3 separate regions of the Mus musculus genome follow, and regions 2 and 3 are each linked to region 1. A link is a loop called in an ENCODE intact Hi-C map of the cell type or tissue named here. Cell type or tissue: heart. All regions are shown on one strand.

Region 1 (4,000 bases):
TTTATACAAATTCACCTGCTCACTTCTCAAATACTACTTTGGTTTTTTAATATTTATTCTGATTTTTACTACGCATCTGTTAAAGTTGCGTGTATGTGAATGCAGGGAGAATAGAAGAGAGTATCAGATTCCCTGTAGCTGGACTAACTAGAAATGGCGAGCCTTCTGACATGGGTTCTGGGAACTTAACTTGAGTCCTCTAGAAGATCACTGTGTGGCCTTAACCACTGACTCATCCCTTCAACCCCTCAAATAGGACTTGAAACCCTTGGACAGGTGTTACATTAATGCAGAATAACCAATTGTGTGACTGATAGTTGCATAGTTTTTGATAGTGGTTATGAAGCCTTGTCATTTGTAATACAGAGACCTGGCCAAGGTATAAGCATGCCTGATAATAGCTATCAATAACTATTTCTTTTACAGATGGTGATATGGGAGACTTGCCAAGCAGAAACAGCTCCGAGAGGCACATGAGAGGAAAGACAAAATTGTTCTTGGTGTTGTTGTTGCTACTTGGAAATGAGAGATTTCTTTAATAACAATTTTCTCCTCTGGCAAATAACATCTTTGGACATAGTTACTGCATTACACACCAAATACCAAATGCCTACAAGGAATACTACATATTCTACTCCAGAAGGGAAAACACATAAATTATTTCTATGGAAGTAAAGTAACTTTAGCATTATGGGAAAAAACACTCTTATTCGACTAGTTTTTGTTTTTAGGGCAGGATCTCGGGTAACCCAAGATGGCCTAACTTCAGTATGTAGCAGAGGGGAACCCTGAACTCCTGGTCTTCCTGCCTCTACCTCCCAAGTGCTGGGACTCCGAGGATATATCACCCTCCCTGTTCTTTTTTATAAGAATTTTATTTTTTTATTTTAATTTTATGTGTATGGGTGTTTTGCCTGTATGTACTTCCGTGTACCACCTGTATGCCTGGTACCTGCAGAGGCCAGAAGAAGGTGTTTGGATTCCCTGGAACTGCAGTCAGGTTTTAAGTGACAAGTGACTTCTCTTTAGTCTGTTTTGTGGCACTTTGCCCTAAAACTCACAGTGTGGGTGGGTTGAGGCTGTGCCAAGACATCCTGTGCCAAATAAAATTTGCCTCTTTGTCCCAGTTTGTTATAAACATAACAACAGGTGCGTGGCATGTGTCTGTGTGCACATGTTCCACTCTGTGACTGTGACAAGGGCACCTGGCTACTGATCTGAACTGTTTGAAAAGAAAGCCTAGGGCTTGACCTGGAGCAGGGAACTCCTCATGGCACTGAGTTTCCTCAGGCGAAGAGCTTCCAAGCTTCCTCATGCACACAGAACAGAGCTATGAGTTTGCTTCAGCCCATTCTAACACACCACACTTCTGAATGCGCTTACGAGCCCAGTAAAGAGTGTATAACTTCTAAGAGCCCTGAAGAGATATTTCAAAATCAGCTGACTGAAGTCTTAGTCTCCAATTATAAACAGGCAGCTCAGCTCACTGCTGGCCAACTGGCATTTGAGACTAGTCACGGGTTCCCAGGCACTGAAGCAAATGCAGAGGCCAGTCCACACTGGGAAAACGCTTGTTTGGGTTCCCAGAACTAGTACCCAGTGGGAAAAATATCTGGCCACTTCTGTTGACCCACCACCTCTGTAGGACCTGCAAATCAACCCAGAACGTTATTTTAGAGAAGAGAGCTTTTAGAAGCACATTCTGTTTGGCCTCAAGCTGGCCTGGGGCCCTAAAGTATGCTGGGCTTTATCAGCCTGGCAAATGCCTTTTCCCCAAGAGGGATAGAGTGGGAGGGCTATGATAAACTCACAGAGGGTAATATCCACCTTCCACCTCACTAGGATTTATTACCAGGATTGTATACTGTGGGTTTGAAGAAGAGCCCTTTTATCTTTCTCAAATCAACTCTCAAAGTCCTTTTAATGTTTGGCAAGCTCCTTCTTCCAGAGCCATGGTATGTTGTAAGTTATAGGCTGCTTTCTACTTCAACTTCTAGCGCAAAGTCAAGTTTCAATTAATTAAGACTGCAACCCTGGAAGGGGTGCCCATTAAATAGAGAAAATGAAAATAAGGACCAAAATAGAAGACTCTGGCCATTTATCAATTTTATCGTCTGAAGCAGCTTCCCTGCCAGAGTGTGGCCTAATTTGGAAGCATGACTTCGGGACTTCAGTCAGTGATCTATGCAAGCCATCGCTAAGACAGAACAATGAGAGCGAAAAGGAAGGTAGCTGAGGCCAGAGGGTCTGAACTCTAAAGTCCAAGAGCTTATGAACAATTACTGAAAGCCTGGTTCAGAGAAGAGGACTGACGCTCTGTTAGGATACCATCCCCCCCCCACTTGGCCCTTTCCAGGATAGAGTCACCTGCGTAGTGAGGTATCAAGCATTTAGTCACTGAAAAGTTCATAGAAACTGCTGCCTACAATCAAGGTATTGAGCATAAAACTCTAGGTTTCTCAGTAACGCATGAGCCTTGTGGAAATTATTATTTTGAAGTGTTCTACATTGCTGTCGATGGCAGAGTGCACCCTTAAGTGTTCAAGTTTTCTTCGATGTCACGGCATATAGATATTTCTTTCAAAACTCATATACAAATGTGGCAAAGGCTGTCTGCAGCACATGCTGGGATTCTATAAGCTATATCAAGATGGCTAAGTGAGAATGAAATACAACTTCGAGATTGCCTTGTTTATAAGATGGTCTAGGACAGCAGATGGTGGCACAGATAGCACAGTGTGGCTTGTCAACATATTTGTGTCTATGGTACAAAGGGAAGAAATGGGAAATGGTTACCATCACATAACACATGCTCTGGTAGCCACGCGTCACGGCAAATGATAACCGAGGCAGTCTACCCTGGCTGTAAGCATATTTAAAAGAGAAAATGAACAGTTTTCAAGTCTTTCTTTTTTCAGTGACTATGAGCTAGAATTTTTTTTTCCGGCAGATTAAACTACAATCCAAGCACCCTATTCTGTTGGTTTGGGAATCTCCCATTACTGCTGGTACACCTGTAGACTGGTTCAGCTGCAGTGGGAAACATCATGGTAACATTGATAATATATTAAATATACGTGCAAGCTTTGACCTGTGTCACATCAAAAGAAAGCACCATTACCATCTTCATGATGAACCTTTAAAGTACCACCATAGTTATCACCATCACTTATAGAAATCTGGCCTAACCCAACCACCAGAGAAAACTGCAAAGGCAAACAGAGCTTTTCACTGCCTTGACATTAAACATGTTAGGGGGAAATAAGATGTGCTAAGTGCCCAATAAAAAGCCGATTATTCAATAAATGTGATTGTTTCTAAAGAGTGGACTGTGGAATAGCTAGTAAGAAGAATCTTTCTCCTGCAGTAGGTGAAAACAAATGTAGAAACCCACAGCCTGGACATTGCGCAGAGAACAAGAGATCTTGGAACACAGCCCCAAATGGAATGTTTCCATCAAATCCCTCCCCTCAGAGTTCAGGGAACCCCAGAGGAGAAAGAGGAGGAAGAAGGGTGTAAGAGCCAGAGCAGATGGAGGACACCACACAAACAAGGCCTCTACATCAACATGAGCAAAGCTAATATGAACCCACAGAGACTGAGGCAGCACACACAGGGCCAGACAGGTCTGCACCAGACCCTCTGTGTACGTATTAAGTTTCCAGTTTAGTGTTTTATGGGATCCCTGACTGTGCAAATGACTGAGTCTCTTCTTATGCCTTTTCTTGGGTTCTTCCCCTTCTGTTGGTTTGTCTTGTCTGAGTTCCATGTAATAATTTTTGTTTTATCTTATTATATTTTATTTTGTTATTATTTTAAAAAAATCAAATGGACAAAATGAACAAATAGAAACGGAGCCACTGAGGTAAAGCTGAACAACTGAACTCTCCTTTATACCTACTGGGGAAGGGAAAATCAGCTTTCTCCAATAACGTGACTTTGGGTATATCAACCACTCCAGAATAGACCTCTCGTGTTCAGGGGTAGTTGGCCAACATAT
Region 2 (4,000 bases), 66 kb after region 1:
AGAGCGGACGTGCAGACCTGAACGCCTGTGCTGGCCCATTAACACTCTCCAGCTGTTTCAAGACATGCAATCCCAAAATAAAAGAGACGCAGAACATCCATGAGCCTAAAAAGTCACTCGAGGAACACCGGGGCATGAGAGAGGAAGGGACTTTGTGTGACTCTGAGCCATAGCTCAAGTACCGAGGGAAGGATGCTTTCCCGATGGATTAGCTGCAAAGAGACCATGGGGAATGGGGGTGATCTGGGCTCTATTTGGTCATTAGCTGTCTCTAGAGACCCAGGTATGAAAGCGAGTGTGTCATTTCATCCCCAGAGAGTTTGGACACCAAGGGACTGACTGTGGGAGTAGAGGAAAAGTCATCTTCACACACAAGTTTTTGGTTCCGCACCAATGATGGCTCAACTGGAGAAAGGTGCTTGCTATTAAGTCAAATCCCAGGGACCTGAACGGTGGGAGAACTGACTCCTGCAAGTTGTCTTCTGACCTCCACATGAAAGCCATACTTGCACATACATACACACACACACACACACACACACACACACGATAGATAGATAGATAGATAGATAGATAGATAGATAGATAGATAGATAGATAGATTAAAAATACTTATATTATTTTTCCATCCAAATTTGGGGTAATAAAAGAGTTCCTTTTTCATGAAAAAAAATGATGTGGCCCGTTAGACTGTCTCCTATTAAAATAGTGTCATTGTGTGAAAATTGCTCTGTCTTCGTGTAGGGATCGTGATGCTATGAAATAATTCAGCTTCACGTTTCCAGGTCTAGGTTATGCAGAGGCCAAACATAAATATTTCTAACCTTTTTAATATCTAAAATGAATAAGTCGTGGCTGAGCCAGGATGCCTCAGATATGAACCCAGAAGCTGAGCTATGGATAAGCGATTTAAGACAGTGAATTATCTGATCGAGAGTGATCAGGCGGAGTGGTGAATAGAAGCACGGGGTGGTCTGTGGGGTGTTGAGAAGAAAGGTGGGGTGGTCTGGCTTCCATTAGGACAAGGTCACACTGCTTCATCTGTGCAAGGCAAGAGGAATGGAAATAGCCAGGCTACTTGGAAGGCTAGCTGGATAATTCAGGCGAAAGATGATGGACTTGCAGGTGATCCCGCAGCAGTCAGAGTCTGGGCACGTGTTAAAGATCTGGCCAATGGGATTGTGGGTGGGCTGGAAATAAGCGAGTCAAAAGCTTTCTATGTTGTGGCTTGAACAATAACAAAAGCAAAGTTGATATTATCTGAGATGATAAAGAGGAAAAACGTGGAACACATGCAATTTGAGATTTTTAAAGGTGGTCTAATTATATGTCTGGAATCCAGAGAGGAGTTTGGGGCTGCTGTATCAAGCAGGGCATTGTCACTGAGCAAATGGTATGTAGAACTTCTCATGTATGTATGTAGCACACCCCATGGCTTTGTAGAACAGCAGGATAACTGCATTACCTGTGAGTTCTCTGCAGCGGTTCCTGTAAAGTTAAGCCTTGAGGATGAGATAATGCTCAGAGCATGGAAAGAGCTTCAACTATGGGCATGGGGTGATACAACTGAGATACAATGTATAGAGAAGGAAAAGAATTCCATAAAGGTGGTTTCCTGTGACACTCCCACAGGTCAGGAAGAAGCAGAAAAGCAAGGGAGGTAGGCAGAAAAGGAATCTATGCAGGAATCCAGAAGGAAGTGTTGTTTGTCCCGAGAGCCACAGACATGCCAGTACACCACCTATCTAGAGGAGACCTGAGGTCTGTGACCCCGATGGAGAGTAGAGCTCATTAAAACTTTAAACACTGCTGAGCAAAGCAAAGACAAAATCCTATGCCAAGCTCAGTGATGCCCACCTGTATGCCCAGCTACCTGGGAGGTGGAGGCAGGAGGATCACAGATTCAATCGGCCTTGGCAAATAATGAGACCAAAACTAAAGGTTCAAAAATAAATAAAGACAGGGGGTGTAGCCCAGCGACAGAGTGTTTGTCTAGCAAATAGAAGGTTCTCGGTTGAATCCCTAGTACACATAAGTGAATAAACAAATACATAAATAAATAAGCGAGCAGACAAGCCTAAGGAAGACAACCAAATTCTGTTTTGTATACTGAGTCAATTATGATTTTCAAAATATTGGTCTTTATAAAATACATTAAGGACACAACCTATTGGTTAGTGCTCGGGAGTGGTCTGTCTGCAGCTTAAGTAATGTGGCACTGAAGTGATGAATTTATTAAGTTATCACAAAAAATTGAATGCAGACGTGGACCTTATTATTGGGGAAAAGTTATAGATGAGACATAAACAAAAACATACAATTTCACAAATAAAATTCCATTTTAAAAATTCTGATAAGTCACAGTATAGAAATTTACACTAGAGCTTTCACTTTGGGGACAGCACTGGACACTTTACTAAATCTAAGTCCTGTGATGGTGTGCCTTAAAAACCCAAGCTCTCACAATTGTGTGCTAATAGCGCCATCTACTGTCTCACCAGACAATTTTCTTTCTGGAAATCAGATGTGTGATTTGTACTACATTTGGAGAGTTACATTGTTTCACTAGAGTGCATTCTTTCTATACCGCACTCCTAGCTTGTTTCTCTCTTCCTGTGATAAAACACCAACCCAGAGAGATTTTCAAAGTGTACTTGGCTTACAGGTATCCATCTGTCATCGAGGGAAGCCAAGATAGGAATTCAAGGCTGATGCTGAACCGGAGACCACAGAGGAGTGCAGCTTACTGGCTTGCTCACCAAGGCTTGCTCACTTTGCTTCCTTAGGGGCTCAGGTGGCTCCAGGACCACCTGCCCAGCGCTATCAATGCCCACAGTGGGCTGAGCCTTCCCACAGCAATCAGGAAAAGTCTCCGGCAGACAGACATGTCCACAGACCAATCTATGGAGCTCGTTCCTCTACTGAGCTTCCCTTTGCCCAAGTGTCTCTAATTTGTGTTGAATTTTATTTAACGATATAGAGAATTAAAATGTTACTAATCAACCCAAACCTAGCCAATTTTTTACGGTGTACAAACACCAGCTAAAACATATACAAATGCAAAAGCTAACATATGTAGTTAAGGCATCAAATTCTGATTACCAATTGATGCAATTGTGTGTGCTGTGCGTGTGTATGTGTGTGTATATGTGTGTATGTGATAATCGATTTCCACAAAAGCCTGCAAAGGATCACAATTTTACTTGGTAAAATATTCAAACTATTTCTCCAACCTCTTCATTAAATGATTATATTCACAATGCTACTATAGACTTACACCTGTGTATATATTTAAATGAAAAGAAAAATATGCATAACCCCATCACTTATTTAGGAAAAGTGAGAAAACAGAATATATGAGCATATATATATAGGAGTGTGTGTATATGTGTGTGTACATATGAATAAGTGTGTGCACATGTACGTGTGCATATGTGTGTATATGTGTTTATGTGTGTATATAAGTATGTGTGCACATGTGCATGGGCATGTGTGTGTGTGGTGTGCGTGTGTGTATGTGTGCATATATGTTTGTATGTGTGTATGTATGGGTATGTGTGTATGTGCATGTTTAGATGTGTATATAAGTGTGTGTGCATGTTTGTGTGTGTGTGTGTGTGTGTGTGTGTGTGTGAGCATACATGTGTACTGAGTACTATCCTACAGGAAGCAGAAGAGACTAAGTGGAGGAAGCAGAACCAGCAACAAAACTCTCACTATGTCTTTCGAGGCATGGGGTATAGTGCAGTTGGTAGAGTGCTTCCTTAGCACGCATAAAGCCCTGCACCCCATACACTGAACAGGATGGTAACATGCCTATAAGCCTATATTGCTTAGATTTGATCTCAGAGTTTGGGATAAAGATACAGGAGGATCAGGAGTTAAGTCATCTTTGTAGATATATATGTATATATGGCAAGTTTGAGGCTAACCTGGGCTACATGAGGCTCTGCCTCAAAAATAATATACATAAATTAATGAACCTGACCAGCTAGAGTCA
Region 3 (4,000 bases), 52 kb after region 1:
TATGTAATTACACTCTAGATACAATGTAGGACGTTCCCTGCAGCAGTGTGTGTGTGTGTGTGTGTGTGTGTGTGTGTGGTATGTGGTATGGTGTGTGTATGTGTGGTGTTTGTATGTGGTGTGTGTGTGCACGTGTGTGTGTGTGTTTGGTGTTTATGTGTGTGGTGTGTATGTATTGTATGTGTGGTGTGTGTATGTGATGTGTGTGTGCATGTGTGTGTGTGTGTGTGTGTGTGTGTGATGTGTGTGGTGTATTTGGTGTGTGTGTGTATTGTGTGTGTGTGTGTGTGTGGTGTGTGTGTGTGTGTGTGTATTGTGTGTGTGTGGTGTGTGTGTGTGTGTGTGTGTGTGTGTGTGTGATGTGTGTGGTGTATTTGGTGTGTGTGTATTGTGTGTGTGTGTGTGTGTGGTGTGTGTGTGTGTGTGTGTGTGATGTAAAGGCAAGAGAGAAGATGCTGCAGAAGGGCAGAGGTTATCATCAGGTCTGGTAGGAACAAGATATAAAGAGCAAAAGTGCAGAACAAACATTCAACCCTACAAACAGACCGCACATCGAACAGCTGTGTCCATCTAAGACGCAAAGTCCCAATGTCTTGTTGAGATTTGGTTTACAGAGCAGCCTTATTCCATCAGAAAACAAAGACCCTCTGGTTATACTTACTTATTTTTAAATTTTATTGTTTTATGTGTATGAGTATTTTCCTAACTATATGTATGTGTACCATGCATGTACCAGGTGCCTAAGGAGGTCGAAAGGAAGTGTTGGATCCCCTGGTTTTATAGTTACAGAATGTTGTGAGCTCCAAGCGGGTGCTGGGAACAGAACCTGGGTCCTAGCAAGAGTAACAAGTGTTCTTAACTAAGGAGCTACCACTCTGGCTCCTATAATTGCTTATTTTTATAGCATGGTTTTAATGGACATAATATCTTAAAGGCTGCATGGTCTGGAGTGTAGCTCCGTTAGTATAGAGATTGCCTCGAATGCATGAAGCCCTGGGTTCAATTCTCAGCACCACATAAACTACACATTGCACACACCTGTAATCCCAGGACCCAGTACCTAGAACCTTGTCTCTGAAACCTACATAATACCCAAGGTTGTTAAGGACATTTTCTGCTTTACCTAAGCCTGAAAACAGATGTTCAGCCATTAAAACACTCAACGTTAAAATTCAGTTATGTACGAAATAAGCGCGTGTTTCCTTGTAGCTGGTATCAAGCTCACTTGTAATGGAGTACTCACGTAGGTCTCCACGTAAGCTTTCATTATGCCACCTGTCAGCATAGCTGACATGAACTGAGTACTCCTCACACTCAAGATGTATTCTACTCATAATTCTCAATGACTCTTGCTTCAGGACACGTAGTCACTCAGAGTCACATGGTTAGAAAGCATGTGGTGTTTGGCTCACAACCTGTATCCTCCTATTTTTTTTTAGATCTATTTTATTCATATTTGTGTGTGTGTGTGTGTGTGAGTGTGTGTGTGTGTGTGTGTGTGTGTGTGTGTGTGTGTGTGTGTGTGTGTGTGTGTGTGTGTGTGTGTGACACAATACCCATGGAGGCTAGAAGAGGGTGTCATCTCCCTGGAACAGGAGTTATAAGAAGCTGTGAGCTTCCTGATTTGGGAGCTGGGAACTGAACCCTCTGTAAGAACATCAAGCTCTCTTCCTCACCTCTCTCCCCACAGCTGTTCACATTAGCTCACACTACCTATGTTCTTCTGCGCTCCTCACCAAGCCTTGTCACCTAGCCTGTGGAAACACACTGCCTAGCTTTAAGTCATCACTGTGTTGCTTCTATGATGCTTCTTGTCACATTGACACTCGGCCACTGATGACATCCTCTGATCTGGACCCTACACTTGGAATTCATGGTCAGAGGCAAGGTTAGGATCATAGTTGAATGTTTTTATAGGAGTGAGAGAGAATTCCATTTTCCATCAAGTATCAGTGAGATATCAGTGTCTCCTCCGGTGTCGGTGGGAACCCCTAGGGGTGATGTGGGATTTTCTTCCTGGTGTTGTCCATGGTCAAACTATTGTTTGCTCACTCTGCCTTCTTCTGACTGTTTAGCAGCTCGCAGCAGGAAGCCTTAAGTGTGATGCACTCTGATTTCCTGCATTCTGCTTAAATCGGGGACTCCACTGTAGACCTTGATATTTTTTTTTTCTTGAAAAGGCCTTTGGCTCTCCAGAAGGATCCCCAGCTTTCTCTATCTAACCTCACAGCGGGGCTGCCTCACTAGCAGACCCAAGCCTCTCACTGGCTGTTTCACACCCGGCCTTCCGACCACTCTCTCTGTCCTTTTGTAGCGTTCAACCTTGGTGACAACCTTGAAGCTCACATGTTCATAGCTCTTTGCTCTACTTGATGCTCCCTCTAGTGCTGACTTGAGAGACGTTCACTACTTGATTAGTTTAGCTGGTTAAACTGATAGAGGAGTTTGTAAGGATCACAACATTTACATACTGCGTGTGTGTTAGTTACTTATCCCATTGCTGTGATCAAAACCATGGCAAGAAGCAACTTAGGGGAGAAAGGGTCTATCTGGGCCCATGGTTTGAGGGTCCTGTCTGTGCCAGCCAAGCCTTCCCACCTCCTCACATTTGGGTGACCCAGAAACAGAAGAAAAAGGTGTGTTTGTACCAGTCCTCAACTCACTTGCTCCTTTGTGCCTCCTTAGTCAGTTCAGGACTCCAGACCATGAGACAATGCAGCACAATCAAGGTGTGTCTTCTCTCCTCAGACGACCACCTCAGTGATGCCCTCACAGACTCATTCACGTGTGTGCCTCTCTGGGACTCTAGGCATTTCAACCCAGTCGCGGTCTCAACCAGAATTAACCATTACAAAAAAGTTTCACAAACACACAGACATCTCACAATGAAAACCTTCCCCCATTTTTTTAATTGTTTGACCATTTCATATACATATATAATGAATATTAGATGTTTTCAGCCCAAATATCCACTCACAGCCCACTCCCTCTCACAGTGCCACCCTTTTTAGACAGCACCCTGCTGAGAGTTCATGCTCACACAGATGTATCCTTCCTGGAGCAAGGACGGGTTGCCAGTGCCCATGCTGCCAAGGAAAATGGCATCCTTCCCCAGCACTCATGACAAAATAGAGTGGCAAAGGACATTTTACAGATCCCAAGATTATCAAATGTACAATGTGTCTCTCATGGTCCTGCCCAAAGTTCTGTAAACATTTGTGTCACAAATAACATTATTTTGCTAGCCATCAAATGAAATCATGCATTTTGTTTCTTTTAACGTTTTCCGAAGCGCTAGAAACATAGTTCAGAGACATAGAAAGAACCAAGTTGGCAACTCCTAATTTAGCAGTGACTGACGTATGTTGTGTCCTTGGGCTTTCTGGTTTTCCTCACTGTTATGAGTGGTACTTCTGAGTTTCTGGCAACCCCGTGGTTCCTGGCATTGGTGAGGGCTGTTTGCCAAGTGAAGTCTCTTAGTGACAGCTCGCCTGAATTATTTCCTCAATGATTTGCTGTTGACTCCAGACGTGTCTTTGCTGTTCACGTTTCCTCTGTCTATATCCCCAAGTCCATGCAGCCCCATCCCAGAGTGAACATCACTTGATTCTGATTCCCTGGTCACTGGGAGGATCCTCTCTATAACCTTCCCTTGAGATCTGGGCCAGGACTCTTCACTACAGTAATACGAATAGAAAGGGACCTAAATTTAGGCATAAGAAGTCATGTACTAGTCAATGTAAGATGCCTACATCTTTTTTAAAAAGTCTGTAGGTGGTTTGGTCTTATTATTAGGGCTGTAGGGGGTTTGTTTTGTTTGTTTGCTTGCTTGCCTGATTGCTGGACAGGGTCTCATTTTTAGCACTGACTAGCCTAGAACTCACTAAGTAGACCATGCTAGCCTGGAACTCGTAGAGATCCACCTGCCTCTGCCTATTGAGTACTAGGGTTAAAGGCATGAGCCACATGCCCACCAAATCTTTTCGTATTATAAAACAAT

The links. A loop is a pair of places that touch in the nucleus more often than their neighbours do. Peaks named below come from ENCODE experiments on the same cell type or tissue, not always from the same donor. Only the 100,000 strongest peaks of a DNase experiment are listed, where the experiment ranks them.
Region 2: a loop joins it to region 1, with 2.1 times the contacts of the local background. A loop is called at or near these places in 2 of 42 quality-filtered maps.
Region 3: it touches region 1 in a loop (2.0-fold over the local background); 2 of 42 quality-filtered maps call a loop at or near these places.

Annotation. Positions count from the first base shown.
Region 1 is chr6:142,666,779-142,670,778 of GRCm38, forward strand. The region is part of intron 14 of Abcc9 (ATP-binding cassette, sub-family C (CFTR/MRP), member 9); the gene reads right to left. Among named protein-coding and RNA genes, the nearest start is that of Abcc9, 33 kb to the right of the region's middle. In heart, no CTCF peak of the experiment used is centred here; DNase peaks (open chromatin) are centred at 1,513 and 3,443; H3K27ac peaks cover 477 bases.
Region 2 is chr6:142,733,040-142,737,039 of GRCm38, forward strand. No RefSeq gene overlaps it. Among named protein-coding and RNA genes, the nearest start is that of Cmas, 22 kb to the right of the region's middle. In heart, a CTCF peak has its summit at 2,487 (motif pointing left); a DNase peak (open chromatin) is centred at 152.
Region 3 is chr6:142,718,487-142,722,486 of GRCm38, forward strand. No RefSeq gene overlaps it. Among named protein-coding and RNA genes, the nearest start is that of Abcc9, 18 kb to the left of the region's middle. In heart, a CTCF peak has its summit at 2,381; no DNase peak of the experiment used is centred here; H3K27ac peaks cover 380 bases.